Linked DNA regions of Homo sapiens: region 1 is linked to region 2. Evidence: chromatin contacts called from ENCODE Hi-C data. All regions are on one chromosome and are shown on one strand. Each heading gives the region's core, a stretch centred on a gene start or an enhancer-like site at or near the end of the contact. The rest is flanking DNA. Distances are from core to core; before and after follow the strand shown.

Region 1 (2,727 bases), core at 55-2,554, 3.5 Mb before region 2:
TGCTCTCTGGCCTTCAGACACCAGCACCTCAATCCCTTTCCAGTTCTCAGGCCTTCAGCTTTAGACTGAATTATACCACCAACCTCCTTATTTCTCCAGCTTGCAGTAAGCAGATGGTGGGACTTCTCAACGTCCATAATTATGTAAGCCAACTCCTTATAATAAATCTCCTTTTATATGTTTATACATACCCCGTGTGAAAGGAAAGTGATTTGGGGCCCCCAAAATCACTAAAGGGAAAATTCATGCTGGGAACTGCTTAGGGCAAACCTGCCTCCCCTTCTATTCAAAGTCACCTCTCTGCTCACTGAGATAAATGCATATCTGATTGCCTCCTTCCGGAGAGGCTAATCAGCAACTCAATGCAACCATTTGTGTCTTATCTACCTATGACCTGGAAGCCCCCTCCCCGCTTTGAGTTGTCCTGCCTTCTGGGTTCACACCTATTAGTTCTGTTTCGCTAATACACTGCCACTCCACCAAAAGTAACTAATCCTTTGGTTCAAACCCAGTAAACAGATCCCAGCAATGTGTCCCATGAAAAGGAAGTGGCACATGGCACGTGGAGAGTGGTGACTTACAGGGTAAAAGGGACAGAGAGCAAAGGAAAATGTCAAGTATGGGCAGAAAGGTCACCGAACGGACAAAAATGAACAAATGAGATCAGGGAAGACAGCCTGAAAGTAAAGAAATACGAAGCAACACTCAAAGGAAAAGAAAGAACAGTGATACCATAACTATTTTCTTTCTGAGCTTCTGATGTTCCATTCAGTTCATGTGCAATGTATCATTTAGTCCTCAGAGTAACGGTATTATTATGCCCGTTTTATATGATGCACAATAGGGTTCAAAGATGGAGAGATTCGGCCGAGGCCCTGCTGCTGATGGTGACTGCAAGAGCCAGTATTCAAACCTAACGCTGCCCTTTTCTACCATGTTGCAGCGGACAATGCAAAGAAAAAAAAATCAAGAAAAACACGTAGAGGTATCCAAATGAAAACAAACACACAAAAGATCAAAAACAGAAAAGAAAAAAGAAAAGAAAAAGAAAACCCTTGCAGAAGGTATGCCTGTAAATGAAAGGCCCAAGATGTTAATTTATTCGCTGCAGAGTGGAGTTAGGGGTCGCGGACGGCAGCTGTGGGGTCCGAGGCTTCTTCGCACTGGGTCCTTGGGGAGCACTGAGCCGCAACCCGCGGAGGGCGCATAGAGAGGATCAAACCTCCCACAGCCTAGAAAGGCTCCTACTCGGCGAGAAGGCGGGGCGAGCGATCGCTTCCGGTTCCGGGCGCAAAGGCCCCACGTGTTCCGACCCGCTAGGCCCCGCGCGGCTCGGATCCGGCGGCGCTGTTTCGGTCGGGAGTGGGTGGGAGAGAAGCCGGGGCAGGGGAGGAGCCGCCGGAGCTGTCGGAGCCGTGAGTCCTGAGTGGGCTGGGCTGGGCCGGGCCGGGCTGGACCGGGCCGGACCAGATCGGGCAGAGCCGGGCAGGGCGGGGAGGAGGGGGAGGGACCGGAGACCCCGCCCCCCAGAGTCTGGGGAAATCGCCGTGTCCTGGGGAAGGGGTGGCGGCGGTGTACTGAGGGTGCCGAGACGTTGTGGTCTCTGTGTTTCCTGGTGGCCGGAGCCAGTATCTCCGGGGACACGGATGGCGCTCCCGGCTTCCTTTCCTTTCCAGCCACCGCCCTCCGCCCCCTCCTGGGGCCTGCAGAAATGTAGTTAGTCCGTACCTCGTACCTCCTAACGCTTCCGCGCCAACTGTCCCCCCGGAACCGAGGGAGGAGTGGTCTAGGCCCCTTTATTTTCCGCAGCTTTTTCTTACCCCTCCTCTCAGATTGCTTAAGATCATCTCCGCGGGCTCCTTGCCCCGGCTAGCCCCATCTCCTTACACCACCAAGCCCCCCTCAGCCCCCCAGCACACACCCAGATACACTCACCCGTGATCTTGTCACCTGTGATGATAGTAGTCCTTGGCGTCCATTTGGCCAGAGGCTTTTCAGCTGCCACTGTGACAGACCCTGAGGTCCCCTCAAGCCAGTAGCTGCTGTCTCCACTTGCAACTTTCCTCTCCTCCCACTCCTAACAGCCAGTTTTGGCACCTCTTCTCAGCACCTGCGTTACTTTTAGCAGGAGTATACCTACTTCTTGAGTGTCTTGATTAAAAATTTGTTTTTGTGCCATGGATAGGCTGTGTTCCTTCAGAAAGGTGTCAGTCTAATTTTTGTTTTTCTGAACAATGAATGTTCTCATCTTCTAGGCGCTTTGATAACCCTGTCTGCCTTGGAATCTGTACTGACCTCCCCAGAGGGAGACTCTTAGACCCAGCCTTTCTTGAACAACCTTGGTCCTGGGGAGCAGCGCTAGATCCCAGGCTCTCAATTAGAGGCTGGGCTTAGAACTGTTGCTTTTTCTCTATCCACGCTCTGCAGGTGACACCCAGGGCAGCTACACTCAGAAGCCACAAGGAATGCTAGTGGAGCCCCTCATCCCTCCCAGCTTCTCTTCCAAGCTGCCCCGTGGGGCTTGATCCAGGAAGCTACTTCAGAAAGGTTGTGGGATAGCCTTGGGAGGAGGTTTGTTGGTGGGAAGCGTGTGAACGCGGAGCAGTCTGGGATAACTTTCTGCTGTTACTATCTAGCATAAGAGGGTGGGCAGGGTTGGAGAGAGGACAGGAATTTTTCCTCCTAGGACCAAACGCCTGGGATTCATAATCTTTCACCCTTTCTCCT
Region 2 (2,830 bases), core at 233-2,732:
TAGCTGGGGGAAGGAGACAGAACGCTCCTTTTGAATACCTAAGACTTACCCACCCTCTTTTCCTCCAGCTTTCCTGCTGCTGGGTCACTGTTAGTCACTCACCATCCAGGCCCATTTCCTGATAATCCCCCAGCCCCCTGGGTGCAAGGCCCTTCTTATTCCCTCCAACACAGACACACACACACCAAGAGCGGGCTGGTCTCTAACTCCCAAACCGTAATCTGGGACACACACCCACACACCCACACCCACCCACCCACCCACCCACCGGGCTGGTCTCTAACTCCCTAACCCTAATCTGGGCCAAAATAGGGGGGTTGGCTCGCTTCTCTGCCAGGCAGAGTGAAGGGCAGCACTTCTCCCAGAGGGAGGGGGCCTCAGCTGGGGTCTCTCTCCAGGATCCTCCTGCTGCAAGCGCCCCAGCCTTCCAGACCAAAGAGGAGACAGGGCTTCTCCCGGCTTGAGAGGGACCAGGGGCAACCAGCTCTCCCCAGAAAAGTGAAACAGAGGGAGAGGTGACAGAGGGACTCCAAAATGTCAGGGCTGGGAGGCCTCGCAGACCCCTCAGTGCCCTGTACAGGGGTGAGAAGCCAGGCCCATAGGAGGAAAGAGGCTTGCTTGCTCTAGATCACACAGGGAGAACCCACAGTGAGAGCCCACAGCGAGAACACTTCGCCTAGGACTTTCCCACTAGAGCACAGGGGAATGACTCCAAGAAGGGAGTCCAGTCGTTAGTAGGAGTTCTGGAGGAGGGTTAGCACCTGGGGGGCTCTGGGAGCGCTGGAGGAGGGAGTGAGAAAGGGAAGCAGAGGGGTTCTTTGGAGAGAATGAAGGGGTGGGCCCTGGGGAGTGGGCAAAGAGGTGTAGAGAAGAGCCCGGCGTGACCTTGGGCCAGCTGCGTCTCCCTCCTGGGCCCGTCTTTCCGTCTGCAGGCAAGAGAGCGCCTGGGATCCCGGGGGGCTCAGGCTTGAAGGTGCCACCCCGGCGAGTGAGGGCGCCTCACCTTCTTGAAGTCGGCGGTGAAGGAGACGAGGGTGCCGTCGGGCTTGCGCAGCTCGAGGCTGATGCTGTCCGCGTCGCTGTCCGCCTGCAGGCTCTCCTCGGTCACCTGGCCGTCCGGCAGCCGCACGCGGACCCGCAGCTCGGCCGGCGCACCCGTTCCCAGCAGCGGCGCGAGCAGCGGCAGCAGCAGCAGCAGCGCAGGGCGCGCCAGGGGTACCCCGGGAAGGCGCATCCCCGGGGGCCGCTGCCGTCCGCGGCCCCGGCGCGCCGCGTGGGGGCGGGGAGAGGCGCAGGCAAACTTCGCCCAAAGTTGGGGGCTAGTTCGGGGCGCCCGGGAGCCGCTCCGCCGGGGGCCTTGGCCGCGGGGTCGCCCGCGAGGTGGCGCGGACGCACGTGGGTAGCGCTCAGCAGGGCGCCCCCGGCGGCCCCGAGGCGGAGACGGCGCTGCCCCGGCCCGGCTCCGCGGCCCCGGGCTCCAGCGCTGCGAGCCTGTGTTTTGCACTTTTCATTCAATCCCACCCCCCGTCACTTCCTTCAGAAAACAGAAACCACCAGGACCCGCCTTAAAGAGACCGCGCACCTCGCGGCCCTTAAAGGGCCCGCGGCTGCTCTCCGCACTTCGGCGTTGGCCGGGCAGGGGGCGGGGAGAGGGGGCAGCGGCTCCGCGGCTTTGTGCGAGCGGCCTCCTCGACCTCCCTCCCGCCCGGCCGCGCGGAGTCAGCGACCCAGGCGGAGTCAGAAGTTTGCTCTCCCGGGGCAAATCCCTTCCTTCCAGCAGGGGCAGGACGGGTGACTCTTCCCCCGCCCTGCACCGCCACCCCCCCCCCCCGCTTTTTTTTTTTTGGCTTGCTTTTGTGCCACGTGGATGAAATAATCGGGCTTGGATTTTTAGGGGTTTTGTTTGGTCTTTCAGTTTCTCTGACAGCGAATTTCTAAAAAGCTTCTGCAAAATCAGACCTCGCTTTGCACTCTGCCTTTTCCCTGCCCCACACTGGGAGGGTGGATCGGGGGTTCTCGCCCAGCTTTGCCACGGCCAGGTGTTAGACCTTGATGGGTCAGGTCACCCACTGGGACGCGGCCCTCAGGTTTTGTGAGCCCCTGTGCCTCTTTCCTTTTCAGTCCTGCCTCCCGTGCTTCCCGCATTCACGGCCTTTCCTCAGTCCTGCCCACCACCGCAGACCCGGTTCTTTCTCTCTATTATAGACTATGAAAATCCAGGGAAATGTTGGATTCCAGGTCACTTGGGAGAATTTCCAGGGACTCGGGACGCTGGCGCTCCACGACAGTGGCTTTCCCACAAGCCACAAGGAAACATGCGTGCCCTGCGGTGCACCCCAACAATAAGAAGGGTGAAGACCAGGAGATCTGGATTGCTGCCTCCTCTGATTAGTTGTGGAATTTAGGCACGTTTTAAAAATTCTTTGGGCTTAAGTGTCCCCGTGTGTATCGTGGAAGCTGCTCAGACCTACACTGTCCTGCCAGTCCCAGGCAAGGGAAAAAGCCCCACGAAGATGCTCAAAACCAATTGTTCCCTGACTTCCATTTTCACTTCTGTTGGGACCTTGATTACTGATGGGTGAAAACTCCCTTCTCTGCAGCCTCCTTCCCTTCTAGGGCTTCCCCAGCACAGGGCCATGTGAACTGCAGGGTCCGGCTAGAATCGGCCTCTTGCTATCATCCAGGGGCCCTTCCCGCTACCCGCTCTCTGCTGCCTAGATTTAGGACTGAAGGGAATTTAAGAGACTACCAAGTCAGCCTTTTCCAAATTTGCCTTTCCTGAAGAATCACCTGGATGCTTGTTAGAAAATAGATTCCCGAATCCCTAAAC

Evidence for each region. Hi-C counts contacts between places; a loop is a spot of excess contacts on that map. Pooled maps may share reads with other maps.
Region 1: a map of naive thymus-derived CD4-positive, alpha-beta T cell shows a loop between it and region 2 (9-fold over the local background). The contact joins the promoter of ZNF202 here to the promoter of OAF in region 2. A Hi-C loop is called at or near these places in 1 of 168 maps with a recorded cell type or tissue (naive thymus-derived CD4-positive, alpha-beta T cell), 1 of 37 single-sample maps with no recorded cell type and 4 of 50 pooled maps.

The regions. Positions count from the first base shown.
Region 1 is chr11:123,740,237-123,742,963 of GRCh38, reverse strand. ZNF202 (zinc finger protein 202) reads left to right here and starts at 1,304. Exons shown (of 9, transcript NM_003455.4): 1 at 1,304-1,415; 2 at 2,428-2,547. RefSeq lists enhancers at 122-719, 1,709-1,918 and silencers at 1,309-1,358, 1,399-1,528.
Region 2 is chr11:120,209,684-120,212,513 of GRCh38, reverse strand. It overlaps OAF (out at first homolog), which reads right to left and starts at 1,482. Exons shown (of 4, transcript NM_178507.4): 1 at 1,004-1,482. The coding sequence starts at 1,234. RefSeq lists silencers at 1,165-1,274, 1,365-1,414, 1,595-1,854 and an enhancer at 2,188-2,729.